Regions from separate parts of the Homo sapiens genome. Here all the other regions are linked to region 4. Evidence: chromatin loops called from intact Hi-C (ENCODE). Cell type or tissue: dorsolateral prefrontal cortex. All regions are shown on one strand.

Region 1 (2,500 bases), 130 kb before region 4:
TAATCACCGTCTGCCATGTTGTGACGCAGGTTTAATAACATCTCATTGAGTGGCTCTCGCAAACTGGAGGCTTACCAACAGCACTAGCCTTTGATATTCGACTCACACCAGGAAAAAGAAAATGTAGAGTTAAAAAAAAAAAACACTGCAAATAGAAAAAAGAACAAAAACTGGAGAAAACAGAGTGAAATCAAAAACAGATAGCTTTCTGTGTGCAGCTTAGTTTGCCATGGGAGCAGTGAAGCTATAAATCTCAGCAGTGTTGTTTGAAAACTGAACATGAGGCTGCTAAATTTATCATTCATTCTTTGTTGTTTCAGGGAGGGGAAGAGCTAGCTGACTTGGCTAACTTTGGATTCTGCCCCCTCCCATCAGTAACGTTTCATTTTTCTCCAAATAAAATCAAAATTTGTTTTTTCCTGGATCAAAGAATACTGGGTGATTTTTACCAATGGTTGGGGAAAGAAGGGGGAAAGGAGGACTGGCTTTGAGTCATCCATGTGCTGTGGGAGTGTGTGATTTCTTCCACTTCATAAATGTGGGGACAGGATGGTTTTCTTTCGTTATAGAAAGAAAGGATATACACATCTCCTACTATATACTTTAAAAATCCATATGTAGAATGTAAAAGCATGGAGAAAGTTCACCACCACGAGGATATCTAGAGCCTCGTGAAGCTGCAAAATTCCCTCCTTTTGTTTGCACTGGTGCTCTATGTTGCACTGCACAGGGGGAAAAAAAAGGTAGAAAGCAAGCCTGCTACAGATGTGACTAGCTATGAATATTCATGAGTGCCATTGCTCCTCCTTTCCTAGAGCATCCAGGCCTTTCTGATCTTCCTCTTGCACAGCTCCCAGATGCTCCCCCTGCCACCCACCCCACACTTCCCCCACCTCAAATCTGCCCTCCCTGACCAACCCTGGAACAAGACTGCAGTTTATTTCGATAACATCCTGGCATGATACAGTGATCGGTGGCCTTAGAAGTGTGTTTGTGTGTGTGTGTGCATGTGTGTGTGTGTGGATATACTCCTGCACCAAAACAAAGGGGGAAAAGAAAAAAAATGTAATTATCTACAGTTTTATGAATTCAACTCCCCTTAATGTTCATTATTTAAACCAGCAGCAATTACAAGTTCAAAGGGGTTTAGAGGGCCAGCAACCCGCATAATCACTGCCAAATTAAGCGGGACTCATTCGTCACAGGAGAGTACACCCTGAGCAGTGAATCATGCATGCCGTGACAGGCTCTGATTTACATAAAGCAGAAATCTGTGCCCTCTGGGGCTGCACGTTACTTCTTCTCAGTAGCCCTGTGATACGTGAATTTTCTTTTGGTATTAGGAAGCTGATACTGCCTCCGACATGGCATAGCGTTCCGCTAAATATTGACAATAGCTTTTCACTTTAGTGTATACTTGAGCTCAAGTCACATGTTGGGCCACAATGTCAGTGCAATTCTGATTCTGGGAAAGAAAAGAATTTGTTTCCCCTAAAGTTTCTGAATTAAGTACTTTTATGATTAAAAAGAATGAGAGTTTGGTGGTACAGTTGTGTTTCCTTTTATCCCAATCTGTTCAGGTCCATAGTTAAAAATCTATGGTGCTGATAAGGAGCAAAAAAAAAAAAAAACCCTTAGACCTATGACCTAAGTGCCTGAAGGGAGTGATCCGTTGAGGAATGCCCCCTAAGGCCCTTTCCTGTTTGGCATTTAGAGAACTTTTGAGTGTTACCTAGTGACAGTTGGAGACGATAATTGAAGTAACCTGTGCTCTGAAGCTGGACTTTGTGTTACCAAACTTGAGAGGACTTCTGATTGGATGGTCCAGGAAACCTGCCTGAGTGCCGTCATCAGCCATTGAAATCTCTTGGGTCTAAACAATAAAAAATTCCAGAATTAAGTTCAAATCAAAATGCATTTGGTTTAGGATGATTGTGTCAGACACCAAAACAACATATGTAGATTTTTATCCCCCATTCTTAGATGTTCTCTCTTGTCTCTTTAGGCAAACCTTGGCACTATTTTATCAGTTGTTTTCTCTCTTTTGGGAAGAGCTCATTTTTCCATTTGTGGCTCAATCATCTTGGTGTTATGATGTCATTTCCCCACACAGTCATTCTCTTTTCTCAGATATAGTACTGCATCCACACTTAGGATTGGAAGCATTTGGGCTTTGAGAATTAGTTTGGCAATTTGGGAGATAATCGACCCTTGTTTTTGTGCTGACTTTGAAGTGCAGATAAAGGTCTTGTGGTTTTGTGTCTTGTAACTGGGTCTACGCTTCACATATATCTAAGCAGTGGGTTTAAGAAGTTCTTTGCAATAGATCACAGTAGTTTGTGAAGCAATGTGACAAAATGGACCCAAAGCACCCTTAAACAGGCTTCCTGGTGTTCTGCTATTGTTAACATTCTACCACCACCACTCAAAGCCTCCAAAATTTCATCTTGCCATTAAGTCTCTAGATACTTTGTTTCCCTGGGTTCTTGCCCATATCTTC
Region 2 (2,500 bases), 1.0 Mb before region 4:
CTGAGTAAATGATGGGTGAATACAGAATCAATTGTCATGTATGACAAGACACTTTCTCTCTTTGTTTAATATATAAATCAAGAGCACTTATGAATTGATATTAATTAAAATAATGTATGTGCTTTCTTTCAACAGTAACATCAGCCTTGTTAAAAACGGAACGCTAAATCTTCATTAGACTTTCAGTATTAAAAATCTTGCATGAAATATGAATTAACATCTAACTTGTTGCTAGCTAGATTAAAGGGGAGAGAATGCAATAGGCACTTAGCACTGTGGACAAAAGCAGAAGCAGCTTTCCCAAACCTGGGAATAAGTGAATATCCTGAGGCTGCCTGCATCATTGTCCATCACTACCTCCTAGCAGGAATGATTGCTAACCAGGTGAAATTATGGAATGCTATTGCTTCCATCGAATCAAGATCATATCAAAAGGCAAATGCGTAGCGAGTCAACAAATCAACAAAATGCCCAAACATAAAAATTTAGCTCTTAAAAGTGCTTAGAGTTCTGTCTATAGATGTGGAGACATGAGTAAAATGTTCTTTGTTTTAGAAGAAAGCACATACACATTTCACTGCTTCACAATCTTTTCCACACATAGAAAAATTATGAAAAGCTCAAAGTGTTGTTACTTAGCTTTGTTGGATATTGGAAGTCAGTGACTACTTGCCAGGGAACAGGTGTGTGAAACACTTTTGTTCATTCTCTTCACATAGATGGATATTTGATGTCTTCTGATCTCGTTGCATTGGTGGCCTGAAATTAAAATAGATAATTGGAATGACCAGGCTGAGACCTCATATTGCATCCAAAAATACATTATGAAACTTCAATGATCTTATTGGCATTGTGTTGTCTTAGGTGAAAGCCACTCATAAACATACTTGCTTATAAAGTACACCATCGATCTTATAATTACATTCCACCTGGATTTCTACGTTTGGAAAATGTGATTGAATTTTAGACGTCTCCGGGGGTAGTGTGTACGTGCACAGCAAAACCACAAGGTGGTGGTATGGTGTCATCGTATTTTTTAAGAACAACAAGAAAAGGGGGTTTGTTTAATGAGCTTGCACTCACAAGCCTGCTCATCTAGTGAACTGTGACTTTTCAAATACCAACCTATTAATGTCAAAGGCAATACTGAAGGGAACAGTTCTGTTTGATTTAAAAAATACAGACAATGTGAAGTCCACTATGGCCTAGTATCTATCACCTATGGGGCTCCATTCATGCCTAATGCTTTATTCAAGTAAGACCTAGTTTTTATATATCAGATTAATACATATCTACAGCTTTGCACCTTTCTCGTTTGATTTTTTTATCATCAGGGCTCACCGGGGCCATTTTCATTCCCTTACTATAGCATCTGCAAGCAGGTGGATTAGAGATAACTCTCATTGTGCTTTGTTTTCCTCCCGACACTGTCATTAATCATTCCTTAAGCCACACTTCAACTTCTAGTAATCAGGACTGGCTGCTCCTGAGCTGCACAAGAATTGCCTCTCACAGTGTAATATGGAATTGGAAGCGAATGGCTAAGGCCAGACGCCTCTTCTGCATTCCCCATCTATCTCATCATTTAGGTATTTATCCATCTAGGGCTTGTACGGAGAGCACCTCTCTCCTTCCCATGAGGACACAGATTGCAACAGAGGATCAGATTTGTTACCCAGGCTTTGGGCTTTGATTGTCCTCTTATAAGTTCGGGATTAAAGTGAAATTTCCCACAGGGCTATGCAGGATTTGCTAGCATTTAACTGTTTAACCTGGCTGTTTGTGAATGAGAATCCTGTGGTCAACTATTCCGTAGAGAATATTATGGTAAGCTGAGCCTGAATGGTACACATTCCGGTGTGTTCCTGTAAAGATGGGCGCAGTTGATTCCAATTAACTTCATGTCTGATATTGGCTGTTTTCATGTACACAGACAGCAGGGATACTAAGGTAAAAAGAAAGTCAAAGCATTCCCTTTTATAAAATATGGATGTGGGCTTTAAATAAATGCAAATCTTCTCCCTCAAAATTGTGATTTCCGCTTATGGTTTTTACACTAATTGGAGAATTAATCAGTCTTGCATTGGGTTGTTTTCTATTTTATGTAATTTTTTCATGTTCTCTAATGTGTTTATCAATTTCAATCTAAAGAGGATTTGATTCCTTATTCAACATACCTTTGAATATGACCAAAACAGAAACAGAGTTATGAATTTATTTACATTTATTATTTTCATAATGAAAAATATGTACTTAGAATGTCTTAGCTTATATGTAGAAGTTAAACAGACACAATTTCCTGATTCTTTGTTATTTCTGAAGAGAAAGGTTTTTCTAATGTGTTCCTTATTCCCAAAACCAGAGCAATGAGAAATTGGGGGAAGAACTGTTCAAAAATCAAGTCTATATTGTCTGTCTGTTTGTTTAGATTTGGATTTACTTGAAGGATTTGAAAAAGTCAAAATCATTCTGCTACCTAGTTTTCAGGGTTGTGTACCCA
Region 3 (2,500 bases), 250 kb before region 4:
ATTTAAACTAAATCCAGAAGTTAAAACTCTCTATAAATAAGAGAAACAGAAAGACTCCCAAATAAGAAGCATGAAAGCCCAAGGAGGAAGTTAATGTGCAGCACAAAGTCTTTTGGCCTCATGAGCACTGCGCCCAATGGATTCAGCTGCAAGAAAATGAAGCATCTGGCACGCAGAGGGGAGTAGTGCAAGTGTGTGGGCTTACTGATGCCAGACTACAGAAGTGGCTCAAGAGTAAGAGGCCATTGATGAGAAGAAGGTTTGGATTAGCTGTGGCCTTGAAGTTACCCCTGGAAACTGAGTAGCACTCAGTTGTGAGAGGTGCATTAACCTCTTCAGACCACTAGGGTTCAAAGTGTTCCATAAGAGGTAATTTATTAAATGGGTCCTAATTGCTTAGTAATGTACCTTCCAAAAGTCACTTCTCTGTGCTATGATTAGGCCTGGGACTTGCCAAGTGCTGTCATTCTCTTTGTAACTCCATAATGGAACTCTAGGATGTGGGAAGCTGATCCATTGGACAGCTGTATATCTAATCCAGGTTCAGAATCCTACCAGTGAAGCCAGACAACCTTTCATTTAACCCTCCAGTGTGTAAACACTGAAATACAAAATTGATACACCTTGTTTTGAGTGCCTTTTACTAAGTACATATATGTTTTAATAGAATGTGGGTAACTGGTATTCTTCCTTTGAAAAATAGCACATTTTTAAGATTTGTGAAGTATCCCTTTCATTAAATTCTTTCTTAAAACTATAAAAATAAGCATGCTATTCTGTTTTCACTACCCACAACAAATTTTCTCTTGGCCTTTTTTGTTTCATACGGAGGCCAATCAACGTGATTTTCTGATTGGCTCCCAACACAAAACAGAGTGCATTCTATGGGTCATCCACTTGGTATCACTGATTCCCATCAGGACTACTTAGGCACTGGTTTTGTTAATTAACAAGGCCAGCAGAGGGAGTGAGAGAGCATTGCTACAAAAATGAAATCAAAATTTAAAATAATAATAATAACAGTCATATGTAGAAAATCTGACATTAAACTACGGAGGATTATATAGCGTAATCTAAATATGGAAGCAACCTTTATCATATAGGTAACAGACTAGAATCAAAGAAACAGGACTTCTAGTCATTATTATAGTTTTATGATGTTCATGAACCAGCCAAATGTAGCTGTGCCTCACTCATTAAAGTCTTGAAAATGGCCACCACAGTACCCTCCATTAAGATAGGAAAGGCTTTTGCCCTTCATGTAAGAGAAAGTGATTACGTAAAGAATGGGAATTATTGTCATAAGTATAAAGCTGTTATCATTTCTGTCTTTCAGGGCTTTAGGTCATTTCTTAGTTTTGACCACAAGTGAAAAACACCTGGTTAGTATTCCCCCATTCCCTAAGAACATCAGTTTGATTAGATCATGAAGTTAGACACATCTTATTAACATGAACAAATAATCATTAGGTTACAAGATAGCATAGGGGAATGTCTTTCTACCTGAAAGATATTATGTATTCTAATCTCATATTTGTTTTACAACTCCTATTTCCAGGCCATGTAAAGAAGTTACATATTTTCCAGAAAGGTTTTCAGACAAAGTGTTACAGTGGAGTCCTGTTCAAATCCACCACTCAATGGCTTACAGTTATTTAGAATTTCAGTTTCATTCTTAAGGGAATGTGCTGTAGTTGTGTTTTCCAGATATCTTCAATAGTGTTTCTTACGAGATAATTTGTGTGGGCCCCATAACCAGTTTCCCACAGGGCAGCTTTAAGAAAATGACCATCAAAACCAACCAGCCTTTACACCATACTGAACTAAGTAAAATCTTTCTTTGTTTTACAAGTTTCAGATAATCTTGAAGATAGTGCAACTTGTCTGGACGTTTGGCAGAAAAAATAGTTTGGAAAGTAAATATTCAGTTCTGCTTTCTCCAGTAGATGTCACTTTCTGTACATAGGATATCAAGATATATAAGATGCACAGTATCCCTTACAATGATGGCAAAAAAATAACTTTGGGTTCCAGCCATATGTAACAGTTTTTAAGCTATCAATGGTATTTTCTAGTGTTTGGAATCACAAGGAATAATAAGGCAAAATTAATGCTATTAATTAACCATCTTACACATTTCTGTGTAGCTTTGGCAATGGCCATTAAGTATAACATACAATACAATATTGCTAATGCCTTTTCAATAGTTAAAGAAAACTAAGTATTACTCTAAATTGAAGCAGAAAATGTATTTTCCAAAAAACAAACATGATTTCTGAGTAAATAAGTAGTTATTAATAATATACTACATACTTACCAAGAACCTAGTATATGAGTTTAGTTAACCTATTATTATTTCATGCGTTATTCTTCCTGGGTCCTCGCTATCATTTTGATATTCACATCATCTTCATGTGTCTGAAGAAAAAATAGGGTTCTCTGAAGTGTCTCACTATATGCAAGGGAACATAGAACAAGAAAGAGAGAGAAAAGACAGAAA
Region 4 (2,500 bases):
AAAATAATTCTCACCCACCTGCCTTCCTTTTTCTCTAACCACACACTATATTGAATAGTACACATAGGTGGGGGAAATTTCTAGTTCATCACCTTCTGTCTGTAGACCCACCAACGGAGCCCCCTTCCCTTAGATTCCTGACATGTAAGCCTAGACCATGGCCTTTTTATCAAGTGAGTGGGGCTTTGTTAATGTATTTGTACTTTTCTGCTTTCAGTCTAAGTTTCTCGCTTTGGAGGAGGGAGGAGATGCAAGAAAGGAGGGGGAGGGGGGCAGAACACAAAGACTTTATCTAGTTCTCACCAAGCAGGTTTCAAAATAGGAACTTAATGGGAAGAAAGACGAAAGAATTAAAAAAAATAAGAGGGGCGTGAGAATTGTTTATTACAAGTTTACTTGTCTGGAAGAGAGGTGATTCTGTGGATATTTTTCGCTTTGAGGATTCTGTTTGCCTCTTATTGAAACATTTTCAAATTTTAATCCTTTAGCAGACAAAACCTCAATATAAATATGACATGGGCCACTGACAAAAAAACGAACTTAAACTCAGTGCTTAGAAGGGAGGAGGTGTGGGGAGGAGAGAGCCCTTTCTGATTAATAACTAGCAGGGTAATGTTGAGGGCTTTTTCTGCCCGATTGCCTTTTTGAATTAGAGCCGATTTCTTCACACTTCAATAGTGCCTGTCTCCTTTAAAATGACTGGCAGATTTGTTTCTCTTTTTTTTTCTCTCCCTGAGACTTAATGATGTAAATTTTCTAATTAGTTAAATCATATTGCTTAAAGGCCTAATATTTACCATGTAAGAAATGATCATCCAGATTTGGACCACTTGAAATATTCTGAGAAATAACACTTGGCTTTTAGGTTGAGGGATGAAGAGGAGAAAGCTGTATTACGGGAAGCTGTTTAGAGAAGAGAAGGCATAAACCCGGTAACATGTTAAATTAATAGATGAAGTTGAGCTGGGCTCACACCCCAAGTCCGCTTTTATTTTTCAATCAGCGAAGATTTAATTGGCAGCCCTCAGGCTGGGCGATCTGATATTTTCTCATTAGTTTCCCATCACTAATCTTGAGTGTTAGATTGGCTCAAAGGTTGTCAACATTTGACCAATTTTATTTAAGGAAAAAAAAAAATCATGCATTATGGCTCCTGGACGTGAGATCTGCAAATAAATCCTGCTTGGATCAGCGGAACCAACAGGCGAAAAAAATGTTGACTATTCATCGTCGCATTTAATAAGTTGCATTAATGTATATTTCAAGGCGAGAGAGAGAGAGATTATACATGTGGTGCGTAGATGCCGATGAAAAGAAAGAGGTGGATGGGGAACGGGATGCACTATAAGCGGGATGGGTAGGTAAAGTGAGACGTAGAAGCATTTCGAACCGAGGGTAAATAACCCAAGTGGAATAGCTGTTGAGGATTTAGGAACTACAATCCCCCCTCCCTTTCCTTTTGCAGCTGCGTGAAACTGCCAAGCCTGTCTTGCAAGCACAGAGTGGCTCTGCTGTCTAGTCCAGAGCTAACATCAGAGCGCCCCCTGCTGGCAATTAGAGCAGAACGCTGCGGGTCAGCCCCCTGCGAAGCGAATCTTGTTTTTCTGCGCACCCCACCTTTCACTGACTCCTTCCACCGCCCCCACGTCCATTCTCCAGCAAAACCCCGCGGCAGGGGAATACCTTGTCAAGGACTGAACATTTAAATGAATAAATGATAATAATAATAATAATAAAATGCGAAGGAACCCCCCCACCTTCGCTTGGCCTCTGGGGAATAAACTATCAAAAGCCTTGGCAGAGGACACCTTTCCTTTTTCTACATCTCTGTATTCTCTGCGTTTTCGCTACAGTTTGTTTTTCCTGCAGAACTGCAGATTCCGAGTCCAAGGAAATGTTTTTAATAGATGCTGTAGACGTTTTAAAAATGGATATCTGATGGGGAAAGAGGCCAATACAAAGCAATATTTTGCATCCTCACAAAATTAAACTCCCAGGAAACTCGCACTGTTTAGAAAAGTCTTGAGGGATAGCTTTCGGAATTCAGACGGTTCCTTGTCCAGAATGACCCTTTCCTGCAACGCAAAGCAATACCAGACCCTGTCCGAATCTTTTTTTTTAAGCAGAAAAAGTGTTTAAAAGTTGTCACCATAGCTACACACACACACACACACACACACACACACACACACACACACACGTCTTTTCCATGGGTGTGTCTATTCTTTTTGGGGTCGTACTTCTCAATTTTGCTGGAAACGGAAAAGGTAGCTGAAGTGCACCAAAATAACCGATGTCTTTGACATTTGATCTTACTATAGTGTTTCACGTCCAATGCAAGGTGTGAGACTGCTACTATTTGAGAGAATTTTGGTTCTTTTTCAACGGTTCGGTGCATAGAGGCATTTTCTTGGTTTCCCAGTTAATCTGCCGCGGGATTTATGAGCACCATGTAACGCGAGGGCGCACAGGTAACGAGAGCCGGAACAATCTCAGGCTG

What was found. Peaks named below come from ENCODE experiments on the same cell type or tissue, not always from the same donor. Only the 100,000 strongest peaks of a DNase experiment are listed, where the experiment ranks them.
Region 1: a loop joins it to region 4, with 2.6 times the contacts of the local background. A loop is called at or near these places in 6 of 110 quality-filtered maps.
Region 2: a loop joins it to region 4, with 5 times the contacts of the local background. A loop is called at or near these places in 30 of 110 quality-filtered maps.
Region 3: it touches region 4 in a loop (11-fold over the local background); 75 of 110 quality-filtered maps call a loop at or near these places.

Annotation. Positions count from the first base shown.
Region 1 is chr15:37,013,977-37,016,476 of GRCh38, reverse strand. The region is part of intron 8 of MEIS2 (Meis homeobox 2); the gene reads left to right. Among named protein-coding and RNA genes, the nearest start is that of MIR8063, 42 kb to the right of the region's middle. In dorsolateral prefrontal cortex, no CTCF peak of the experiment used is centred here; no DNase peak of the experiment used is centred here; H3K4me3 peaks cover 965 bases; H3K27ac peaks cover 1,846 bases.
Region 2 is chr15:37,879,257-37,881,756 of GRCh38, reverse strand. No RefSeq gene overlaps it. Among named protein-coding and RNA genes, the nearest start is that of TMCO5A, 54 kb to the left of the region's middle. In dorsolateral prefrontal cortex, CTCF peaks have their summits at 801 and 1,004 (motif pointing right); no DNase peak of the experiment used is centred here.
Region 3 is chr15:37,133,263-37,135,762 of GRCh38, reverse strand. No RefSeq gene overlaps it. Among named protein-coding and RNA genes, the nearest start is that of MEIS2, 34 kb to the right of the region's middle. In dorsolateral prefrontal cortex, CTCF peaks have their summits at 764, 972 (motif pointing right) and 1,948 (motif pointing right); no DNase peak of the experiment used is centred here.
Region 4 is chr15:36,882,874-36,885,373 of GRCh38, reverse strand. All of the region lies in intron 1 of LOC145845 (a long non-coding RNA gene), which reads left to right. Among named protein-coding and RNA genes, the nearest start is that of MIR8063, 89 kb to the left of the region's middle. In dorsolateral prefrontal cortex, CTCF peaks have their summits at 1,336 and 1,539 (motif pointing left); a DNase peak (open chromatin) is centred at 1,533; H3K4me3 peaks cover 2,002 bases; H3K27ac peaks cover 1,152 bases; H3K27me3 peaks cover 2,371 bases.